Linked DNA regions of Homo sapiens: region 1 is linked to region 2. The links are chromatin contacts, found by Hi-C or POLR2A ChIA-PET in ENCODE. All regions are on one chromosome and are shown on one strand. Each heading gives the region's core, a stretch centred on a gene start or an enhancer-like site at or near the end of the contact. The rest is flanking DNA. Distances are from core to core; before and after follow the strand shown.

Region 1 (5,660 bases), core at 1,044-3,543, 170 kb before region 2:
ATGGTGGCACGTGCCTATAGTCCTAGCTACTTGGGGGGCTAAGGTGAGAGGATCACTTGAGCCCAGAAGGTTGAGGCTACAATGACTTGTGATTGTGCCATTGCACGCAAGCCTGGGTAACAGAGCAAGACTCTGTCTCAAAAATAAAATAAAATAAAATAAAATAAATAGTAATAATCAGCACCCAAGAAGTTCCCTGTGCATCCCCTGAGTGATCACAACCATCTCCCTCCTATCAGAATTACTATTATACTAACTTTCATGATGTTAATTCCTTCTTGTTCTTTATAATCTACCACCTGTATTTGAATTTTATATGTGTGGATTCCCACTGTGCACATTCTTCTGTATCATGCTTCTTTCCCTCAATGTTATGTTTGTGGGATTCAAACAACTAACTCACTGGTTGTCACCGTAGCTCACTCATTTTCATTGCTGTATTGTATGAATCCACTACGATGCATCTCTTTCATTCTTTTTCTACTTTTTTTGAGACGTAGTCTCTCTCTGTCACCCAGGCTGGAGTGCAGTGGCACGATCTTGGCTCACTGCAACCTCCGCCTCCCGAGTTCAAGCAATTCTCTGCCTCAGCCTCCCAAGTAGCTGGGATTACAGGCACCTGCCACCATGCCCAGCTCATTTTTTTTTTTTGTATTTTTAGTAGAGACAGGGTTTCACCCTCTGGGCCAGGCTGGTCTTGAACTCATGACCTCGTGGTCCACCCACCTCAGCCTCCCAAAGTGCTGGGATTGGTGGCAGGCGCCTGTAGTCCCAGCTACTGCGGGGGCTGAGGCAGGAGAATCACTTGAACCCGGGAGGCGGAGGTTGCAGTGAGCTGAGATTGCGCCACTGCACTCCAGCCTGGTGACAGAGCGAGACTCCGTCTCAAAAAAAAAAAAAAAAAAAAAATAGATAGGATTGTTTCTGTTTTGAGCCTATTATGAACAATGCTGCCAAGAACATTCTTGCACCTAAATCCTGATACCCTTGTGCAAGAGCTTTTGTAAGGTGATGGCATCAGGGGGCTTCCCTTTAATCAGGGCTTAGTGCATTCACGCTTTTCCCCTGTCTCCTCTTCCAAAACCACCTCTCAGGAAAGGATTAGAAGTTCACTCATGTTAAGGTATAAATGGCTGAGAAGGATTAACATGTAGTCTCTCCCATATAACTGTGAGGTGGGGACAAAGGAATTAATTTCTAATTGTAGAATTTTAGTATCATGCCGGGCGCGGTGGCTCACGCCTATAATCTCGGCACTTTGGGAGGCCGAAGCGGGCGGATCACAAGGTCAGGAGATTGAGACCATCCTGGCTAACACAGTGAAACTCCGTCTCTACTAAAAATACAAAAAAATTAGCTTAGTGTGGTGGCGGGTGCCTGTAGTCCCAGCTACTTGGGAGGCTGAGGCAGGAGAATGGCGTGATCCCAGGAGGCGGAGCTTGCGGTGAGCCGAGATTGGCCACTGCACTCCAGCCTGGGCGACAGAGCAAGACTCCGTCTTAAAAAAAAAAAAAGAAAAAAAAAGAATTTTAGTATCAAGAGATTGGTGGAGAGAAATCCATTAAGTTAGCCCTAAAAAAAGCATCACATGGTTGTAATACCATGAACCAAGAAAATGAAAAAGAAAAAATCCATATAGACAACAACAACAAACCAGCCAAGGTGCTATACTCTACTTGAAAGGTCAAAACCCACATACAAGAAACGAAGTCCCGCTGGGCACAGTGGCTCATGCCTGTAATCCCAGCACTTTGGGAGGCTGAGGTGGGTATATCATCTGAGGTCAGGAGTTCGAGACCAGCCTGACCAACATGGTGATACCCCATCTCTACTAAATATACAAAATTAGCTGGGCGGGTGGTGCGTGCCTGTAATCCCAGCTACTTGAGAGGCTGAGGCAGGAGAATCGCTTGAACCTGGGAGGCAGAGGTTACAGTGAGCCAAGATCACACCATTGCACTCCAGCCTGGGCAATAAGAGCTAAACTTCGTCTCAAAAAAAAAAAAAAAAAAAAAAGAAGAAGGAGAAGAAATGAGGTCCTGTCTCCGAGGATCAGTTGGTAGTTAATGGCTAAGCTAACTGGTGATAGAGTGGTCAAAAGTAAGTCCTCAAGGCCAGATACCTGCACTTGAACCTCAGCTCCATCAGCTAGATGAGTCACGTTCTCCCAGCCGCAGTTCCTCTTCTGAGAAATCGACATAATGAGAGTACTGACCTCATCAGGCTGTTGTGAAAATAAAATAATGACTGAATCACATTTCACACAGCGCTTTCCGTTTAGTAAGTGCTCAAATAGTATTGGGCATCCTTCTTATTTGTGTTATTTGATGCTGAGTGTGAGCACTTTCTCTGTGTCAGGGTAAGCCAATGATCTGAGTAGGGCTTGATAATGCCATTGGAGAGTCTGACAAGATCAAAGTGTAAATGGGAGAGAAGAGGAAAAGAAGGAAAGAAATGAGAGCCACATATCTACTGGCAAAAGGAAAAGTGCAAAATTTCCAAGGGCAGGCTGCTGAAGGCCTGCCAGAGCGGGTAAGTGGAGAGGCTGGGCCAGAGAGGCAGAGGGGCTGCTCACCTAGATCAGGCCCAAGAAGCGGTTTGAGTGGGTCTCACTGTGTCAGGATAGAGAGGTCAGGTGTAGTCAATACATGAATAGGAAGGTGCAGGGCAAGAAGTAGGTCAGACAACAGCAAAGGTGTGCATGCCCACAGGATTGCTGTAGATCAACTGGAACTGAGGCCTGTGGCTTGTGATGCAGCTGTGGCTAACAGCTCCTATGCATGCTGATGGCTTCACGTCTCAAGCACCAGTGGAGTCTCTCAGCTTTTCTGCTTCAGAATTTTCTCCTCAGCTTGGAAGCTTGCTCAGTCCAACTTGCAGATACAGCCACAGAAGAAAGGGGCGGGAGCTGGGTAGTAGGGGAGTGGGAGAGTGCCAATGGAAGATGAAGGTTGCTGGATAAATGTCCCAACCTCTCACACTTCAGCAGGACAATTTTGGGTGGTTTCTATATGGTTCTTCAAAAGTGTGCAGGGAGATTGAGCCAATTGTCCACAGTGACAACCCAGCTCAGTAATGTATCTTTCATTGGCTTTCCGTCCTTCCTGTATCACTCTCCTCTCTCCCTCCCCGTCTTCCTTGGATATCTTCCCAAGTAAACTATTGTCACCCAAGTTCTTGTCTCAGGGTCTGCTTTAGGAGGCACCAAACCTAAGTTGTTTTATTACTAACACAAATCTGAAGCTGAGATTCCAAAAACTGAAACAAAAACTAACTTAAATAGAATGTAGTCTTGATGTGGGGGCTCACGCCTGTAATCCCAGCACTTTGTGAGGCCAAGGCGGATGGATCACTTGAGTCCAGGAGTTCAAGACCAGCCTGGGCAACATGGCGAAACCTCATCTCTATAAAAAAATAGAAAAATTAGCCAGGTGTGGTGGTGCAGGCCTGTAGTCCCAGCTACTTGGGAGGCTGAGGTGGGAGGATCGCTTGAGCCTAGGAGGGTGAGACTGCAGTAAGCCACCATCATGCCTCTGCACTCCAGCCTGGAAGACAGAGCAAGACACTGTCTCAAAAAAATAATTAATAATAAACTAAAAATAAATATAATAGAATGTTGAAGAAACATGGTCTAAGTGGAAATTAGGAGTGATTTTGCCAATGGAAAATTTCAAGAACTAATAGATCCTGTTCCAGCAGGTGTGACTAGAGAAAGAGGGAAAAAAAAAAAGAATAGAGTCAAAATCATTGTATAAGCTAGATGTGCTCAGATAAACCAAACGTGGGCAGGCATATGAATAGAAGAAAAAACAAACTGCAGGAGTATTAGAAGAAAATGTAAGCAATCCTGGGAAAATAGTCCTCAGAAATTCTCACAAAGGACCATATATGAGGTTGTTCATTACAGGGTTGTTTGTGGTAAGGGGAGTTGAAAGCTCCAGGGGCTCGATGCTGGGGGAAGGGATGAGGGTAGCAGTTAGAATCAAGAAACTGAGGGTACCATGGCTATGTGGAAGGGCTGTAAAACAGTGCTGAGAGAAGACAGTCAGAATAAGGCCTGTGGCACAATATCATTTACCTAAATACATATATATAAAAAAAATTTTATTTATTTATTTATATGCATATATATGCATGTATATGTATATGTATATGCATATATATGCATGTATATGTATATGTATATGTATATGTATATGTATATGTATATGTATATGTATATATTTTTGAGATGGAGTCTCGCTCTCTCGCCCAGGCTGGAGTGCAGTGGCATGATCTTGGCTCACTGCAACCTTCACCTCCTGGATTCAAGTGATTCTCCCGCCTCAGCCTCCCGAGTAGCTGGGACTACAGGCACGCGCCACCACACCCAGCTAAGTTTTGTATTTTTAGTAGAGATGGGGTTTCACCCTGTTGGCCAGGATCATCTCGATCTCTTGACCTCATGATCTGGCCTCCTTTACCTCCCAAAGTGCTGGGATTACAACGGCCACCGTGCCTGGCCCGAGAGCCACCACGCCCGGCCACATATTTTATAAGGAAACATGCAAATGCTATAAAACCTATCAAATGCATTACTGTGTTGTGTATGGTGTATTGGGGGGATGGGAATGGGAAATGGGATAAAAGGGAATAAACAGACAAAGATATGTCTCACACAGACCAATGCTGACCATGAGGAATGTGAGCTGAGGAGCTGAGGAGCAGATTAACTCGACTGAGGTCCAAAATGAAAGAAAAAAAGTACAGGGAGATAGTATTATAACCTCCAAGTACGGAAGGCCTCAAACAAGGTATAAAATGCTAAATACAGCTGGGCGCAGCTGCTCACGCCAGTAATCCCAGCACTTTGGGAGGCTGAGGCGAGAGGATCGCTTGAGCTCAGGAGTTCAAGACCAGCCTGGGCGATTTATTGAGACCTAATCTTCAGTAAAAAAAATTAAAAAATTAGCCAGGTGTCGTGGTGTAAACCTGTAGTCCCACCTATTCGGAGGCTGAGGTGGGAGGATTGCTTGAGCTGGGGAAGTCAAGGCTGCAGTGAGCCATGATTGCACCACTGCACTCCAGCCTGGTGAGGGAGCAAGACCCACTCTCCATTTAAAAAAAGTAAAATAAAATGTATACATGCTAAAGTAAAAATTATAACTACTACATGCATAAAAAGACATCTGGCTGGGTGCAGTGGCTCACGCCTGTAATCCCAGCACTTTAGGAGGCCAAGGCGGGAGGATCACTTGAGCTCAGGAATTTGAGATCAGCCTGGTCAACATGGTGAAACTCTGTCTCTACCAAAAATATAAAAAATTAGCCAGGTGTGTGGCGTGCGCCTGTAATCCCAGCTACTCAGGAGGCTGGGGCAGGAGAATTGCTTGAACCCGGGAGGTGGAGGTTGCAGTGAGCTGAGATCATGCCACTACACTCCAGCCTGGACGACAGAGCGAGACTCCATCTCAAAAAAAAAAGACATCTATTAGGGTGTCAACACAGCATTTTAGTAACAACTAGAAATTGAAAATGAAATGGTTAGTGGTGTTCCATTTCTACCATAAAATACTATGCAGGAGTAACAAGAATGAGGTGGACCTGCATGTACCGAGAAGGGGCACAGAGTGCTAGGAGGCCATTCTCAGGGTCACAGAGGGTTCTGCTTGCCTCACTCT
Region 2 (5,719 bases), core at 1,822-4,321:
CAGGTTCCAGCTATTCTCCTGCCTCAGCCTCCCACGTAGCTGGGATTACAGGCGCACGCCACCACACCTGGCTAATGTTTGTATTTTTAGTAGAGACAGGGTTTCACCACATTGGCCAGGCTGATCTCAAACTCCTGACCTCAGGTGATCCACCCGCCTCGGCCTCCCAAAGTGCTGGGATTACAGGTGTGAGCCACCGTGCCCAGCCCATAGTCATGTTTTTATATAAAGAAAATCATGTAATCTGTGATGATAAATAATATGTTATCAACTTGCTTAGTCACATTTAAGCAAGTTACAGAGCAAGTTATTAAGCAAGTTACTTCAATTACAGAGAAAAAAACTGAGGCAGAGAATAAAATGTAATAGCTTAAATTGTTTGAGTGAGTCAGCAAAAAATTAGAATAGACAGGCATCTCACACACAACTCTACTAGTTAACACTATGTAAATACCGAAGGCCAACTTTCCAGCACTGTATAAGTACTGAATGCCAACTTTGAGTAAGGTATGAGGGGTGGGGGTACTGAAATAGAAGATTAAAAGATTAATAAGATGATGCTTTTCCTCAAGGAATTCACTATCTAAAGAGCAGAACATATTCCCAAGTAACTATAATAATGGTTAATATTTATTGAGCATTTTATATGCACCAGGCACAATTCTAAGTACTCTATATATATACTAACTCAATCTTCACAATAATTATATGATAGGTAATTATTATTATAATCCAAGTAGACTGTTATGAATATTTCCAAAGGAGTAATTAATTTTGATGATGGAGATGAGGGAAGTCTTCAAGGAGGGGGTGACATTCACACGTGGCATTCGTAATTTTTTTTTATTTTTTTTTTTAGACAAGGTCTTGCTCTGTTGCACAGGCTGGAGTGCAGTAGCACCATCATAGCTTGCTGCAGACTCACTCTCCTGAGCTCAAGCAATCCTCCTCCTAAGTAGCTGGGACTACAGGCAAACACCACCATGCCCAGATAATTTTTAAAATTTTTAGTAGAGATGGGGGTCTCGCTATGTTGCCCAGGCTGGTCTCGAACTCCTAAGCTTAAGTGATCCACCTGCCTCAGCCTCCCAAAGTGCTGGGATTATAGGCATGAGCCATGGTACCTGGCTGCATTCTTAATCTTAATTTGTTATAGGATTTTCCTGTTACAGGAAAAAGCTGTTCTCAGTGAAAATTATTGCATTAATAAATGCTACAAAGTCATTTTTAAAATAGTGTATTTGGGTGTAAATTGGATACTAAAAGCTTTTAGATGACTTTTAATGCGACATCAAGGCATTTGGTCTTTACTAGGCAAAGAGATACCATTAAAAGGTCTCTGATATAATGATATTCAAATGATATTTTTAGAAAGAAAACTCTGTTATCAGTGATGAAGGTCACCTGAAGGGCAGAAAGACAGGAGGAAAGGAGATCAATTAGGAGGCTATTGAGGGAGAAGAAAAGGAGAAATCAGTTAAGTAAACAGTTAAGGCTGGTCCTTGGAAAAGCAGCCTGCCTGAAAAATCACAGCTACAGGCAAAAATATAACAGTCTGTGGAAAACTCAGGCTGCACCTGCACAGATAAGTATGTAGGGTCCAGCACAGATTCTTCTTTGTGTAATTGGTGGGCTCCCAGGAAAGTTTCTTCCCCTTTTCAGTTATGTACACAGTAGTCTCCCTGGGAACCTGTACAGGGAGGAGAGGGACTTACCTAAAACAAACCCACAATTATACAAAGAAGAGAAGCAGTGCTTTGATGCCTGCCTAGAGATACACCCACAACTACATAGATAAGGGGGAGTTGTGCAGACAGCTTTTCAAATAAGAGAAGTTACTCAAACAGCTACAGAGGTGAGAGGAGTTTCTTATAAAAGTTTTTGAATTCAGCTGTAAAAACAGCAACTCACTTGGGGTTCCCTTTCCACTGCAGAGAGCTTTCTTTTTTCACTCATTAAACTTTCACTGCAACCTCACCCTTTGCATCCACATTCCTTAACTTTCTCAGTCATGAGGCAATGAACTAGGATAACACCTTAGATAATGAGACCAGTGACCCTGACCTGTTTGACTATCACAAAAGTTGTAAGATAGTGTTTTTCAAACTATGGGTCATGAGCCTAAATTAATAGGTTGTGAAATCAATTTAGTGTGTTGTGATCAGCATTTAAAAAAAAAGAAATAAAAATTTAAAAATACATACTGGAACTGGCCAGGCGTGGTGGCTCACGCCTATAATCCCAGCACTTTGGGAGGCTGAGGTGGGTGGATCACTTTAGGTCAGGAGTTTGAGGCCAGCCTGGCCAACATGGTGAAACCCCATCTCCACTAAAAATACAAAAATTAGCCAGGCGTGGCGGTGGGCACCTGTAATCCCAGCTACTCAGGAGACTGAGGCAAGAGAATTGCTTGAACCTAGGAGGCGGAGGTTGTAGTGAGCTGAGATTGCACCACTGAAATCCAGCCTGGGCAACAGAGTGAGACTCCATCTCAAAAAAAAAAAAAAAAAAAAATTACTGGGACCTATGCTATATAAGGGTAAATACTGTCTTGCAAACTTTATTCAAGTTTATATGTACGTATATATTTGATATGCATATTCATATGAATGTATAATACATTCAGATGTATTTCTTACAATGGAAAGTGGTCAAAATGTTTGAAGAACATGACCTAAGGGGAAGATGATGAGGGTCTAAAAAGTTGTAACTCCTGGAAATGGAAAAGCAACACTTTATTTGAGAGCTCCTTCAAAGAGTAGAGTTAACAGGATTTAGTGATAAATTTGCATATAGGGCTTGAAGAGAGACTGTGGTAGGCTAAACAATGGCTCCCCCAAAGATACTTACATTCTAATGCCTGGAACCTGTGAACGTTACCTTATATGGCAAAAAAAAAAAAAAAAAAAGTACTTTGCAGATATGATTAAGGATCTTGAGAGACAGGGAGATTATCCTCAAGATCAGGGTGTGCCCTAATGCAATCACATGTATCCTCATAAGAGGGAGGCAGACAGAGATTTGACACAGAAGGAGAAGCCAGTGTGACTACTGGCAGAGACTGGAGTGATGAGTCACAAGCCAAGGAATGCAGCAGCCACCAGAAGCTGGAAGAGGCTAGAAAAAGATTCTCCTCCAGCCTCCAGAGGGAGCATGGCTTGATTTTCACCAGATGAAACTGATTTCAGACTTCTGGTCTCCAGAACCATAAGAGAATATATATCCATCATTTTAAGCCATCAAGTTACAGCAGCCGTAGGAAACTAATACAGAGTCAGAGGCCTTGGCAACTGGGAGGGAGGCAATGTCATTAACGAGGATAAGGAGCACAGGAAAAACAGGGATGATGAATTAAAATTTAAATATAACAAGTTTGAAATACAGACAATACAAATCTGAACAAAGAAATACACAATTAAAAATCTGATATTCTATTTAAGACATCTCAATTCTAACTCTATAAAAGCTTTTAAATGTCTTTAAAACGTTCAGAGCTCATGCTATCTCTATTTTTCTTTGGATAATCAAACTTAAGACATAGTTTATGTATTCTATTATCTGACAACAAGTATGGCTAAAACAGGTGCCAGCTTCTGGAATTACATATTGTCTCCGGAATGTTTATTAAAATAACTAGGAAATCCATGAACCATCTGTTACTGTGAATCACTTACTTAAGCCATTCAGGTTGGCAATTTTTTCAATGCAGTTTGTAGACAGTGAAAGCTTCCTTTAAAAGAACAAAGAAAAAATTTAATGTGAAAAATGTAAATGGTAAATCAGAAATTATTCCTTAACACTAGTGCCCATAAAAGATAATATTTAAGTAATATTTTCCCCACTCAATCATAGCATTTATTACTTCATTTTGAAATCATTGTTTTTCTCTGATTACCTAAGTTTAACACTCATTAAAAATTTGAAAAAATCTTCTTGAGGGCAATATGGTATTAACAATTTTTTTTTCTTCTTAAGACAGAGTCTCACTCTGCCACCCAAGCTGGAGTGCAGTGGCACCATTTCAGTTCACTGCAACTTCCACCTCCCCGGTTCAAGCAATTCTCCTGCCTCAGCCACCCAAGTAGCTGGGATTACAGGTGCCTGCTACCATGCCTGGCTAATTTTTGTATTTTCAGTGGAGACAGGGTTTCACCATGTTGGCCAAGCTGGTCTTGAACTCCTGACCTCAAGTGATCCACTTGCTTCGGCCTCCCAAAGTGCTGGGATTAGAGGTGTGAGCCACCACACCTGGCCCTGGTATTATGAAATTTTTTAATGCATACATTTCTTGACCAAGTTTTTCACTTCTAGAAATACATCCTACTGAAATATTAATATAAATGCCAAAAGATATATGAACTAGATTATATGTATTACTGGAATAGCAGAAAAATTGAAAAAATCTATAAACACCTGTTAACTTAGGAACAGATAGTGAAATACTAAGCTGCCACTAAAACAAAGGAGATAGGGCTACAGATACCGACTTGGGAAGATGTCTATGATACATAGTTTAAAAACCATCTAGCAGAACAATATATATATTTTTTTTTTAGACAGAGTCTCGCTCTGTGGCCCAGGCTGGAGTGCAGTGGCATGATCTCAGTTCACTGCGACCTCCGCCTCCCAGGTTCAAGCGATTTTCATGCCTCCGCCACCCAAGTAGCTGGGATTATGAGTGTGCGAGTCAGGTAAATGACTGGCCAAATCTGTATATTTTCTAGTCATCCCCCACTCCTGAGAACTCCCAGTGAATAATGGATTGCCTTTAAATCTAGGAATATGGTTGGGAAATAATTCTTTAATTCTTGTTAAGGCAGCTAGCACAAATAAATTGTCAGCAAAATATGAACAGGTTGACTCGAGGTGATATACAAGGTGCTTTAGTATGAGGTATAAAACCTTCTCAAATTTGTTTGCCTTTGAGATGGCTTTATGATAAAAAGATATGTGACCACTTTGAAATCATGCCTGATGCCAAAAAAGCATGTGGTGGTGGATTTTTATGTGACACACTGTGTTCTCATCACAAAGAACAAGCTGCGTACAAAAGCTAAATATGTTTGCTCTCCCCTTTGATCCCACAGATGGATATTAGTCTAATGCATGGGTTCACAAATATGTGTCCTAGAATTACCCAAGTTGCTTACTGTAAATGCAGATTCCTAGGTTTCATCAGCAAATATTCTGTTTCTATAAATTTGGGATGGGGCTGATCTCCTGCATAAAGTGCAGATGATCAAGGGATCACACTTAGACAAACACAGGGTGAAGAAATCAGAAAAAAACCCAGTGATTCTATGGTATACTATAGCCCTGATGAGACACACTTGTAGCCTAAAAACATGGTTTCAAGGCAACGTGGTATAATTGCCTCAAATTAGCCACAGAATCCTGCTAAAATACATGTATTGAGAAAATAAATTAAAAGAAACTACTATAGATCTGATATTTAAAGTCACAGGATATAGGATTACAAAATAAGTAGGCCAGGCACAATGGCTCATGCCTGTAGTCCCAGCACTTTGGGAGGCCAAGGTGGGTGGATCACTTGAGGTCAGGAGTTCGAGACCAGCCTGGCCAACATGGTGAAACCCCATCTCTACTAAAAATACAAAAAAAATTAGATGGGTGTGGTGGCAAGTGCCTGTAGTCCCAGCTACTTGGGAGGCTGAGGCAGGAGAATTGCTTGAACCCAGGAGGCAGAGGTTCCAATGAG

Evidence for each region. A loop is a pair of places that touch in the nucleus more often than their neighbours do. ChIA-PET counts read pairs that join two places held with the same protein, here RNA polymerase II (POLR2A). Pooled maps may share reads with other maps.
Region 1: a loop to region 2 is called in a pooled map, with 2.7 times the contacts of the local background. The contact joins the promoter of LINC02274 here to the enhancer-like site in region 2. A Hi-C loop is called at or near these places in 1 of 50 pooled maps. POLR2A ChIA-PET finds 5 or more read pairs at or near these places in 2 of 52 experiments (CD8-positive, alpha-beta memory T cell and HEK293).

The regions. Positions count from the first base shown.
Region 1 is chr14:73,826,768-73,832,427 of GRCh38, reverse strand. LINC02274 (long intergenic non-protein coding RNA 2274) reads left to right here and starts at 2,293. Exons shown (of 2, transcript NR_135238.1): 1 at 2,293-2,532.
Region 2 is chr14:73,659,998-73,665,716 of GRCh38, reverse strand. DNAL1 (dynein axonemal light chain 1) reads right to left here. Exons shown (of 8, transcript NM_031427.4): 4 at 3,675-3,730. Among named protein-coding and RNA genes, the nearest start is that of DNAL1, 18 kb to the right of the region's middle. RefSeq lists a silencer at 1,597-1,891. Within about 2 kb of position 3,071, at least 2 of the 41 ENCODE cell types and tissues checked have a DNase peak (open chromatin) inside an H3K27ac peak, as active enhancers do.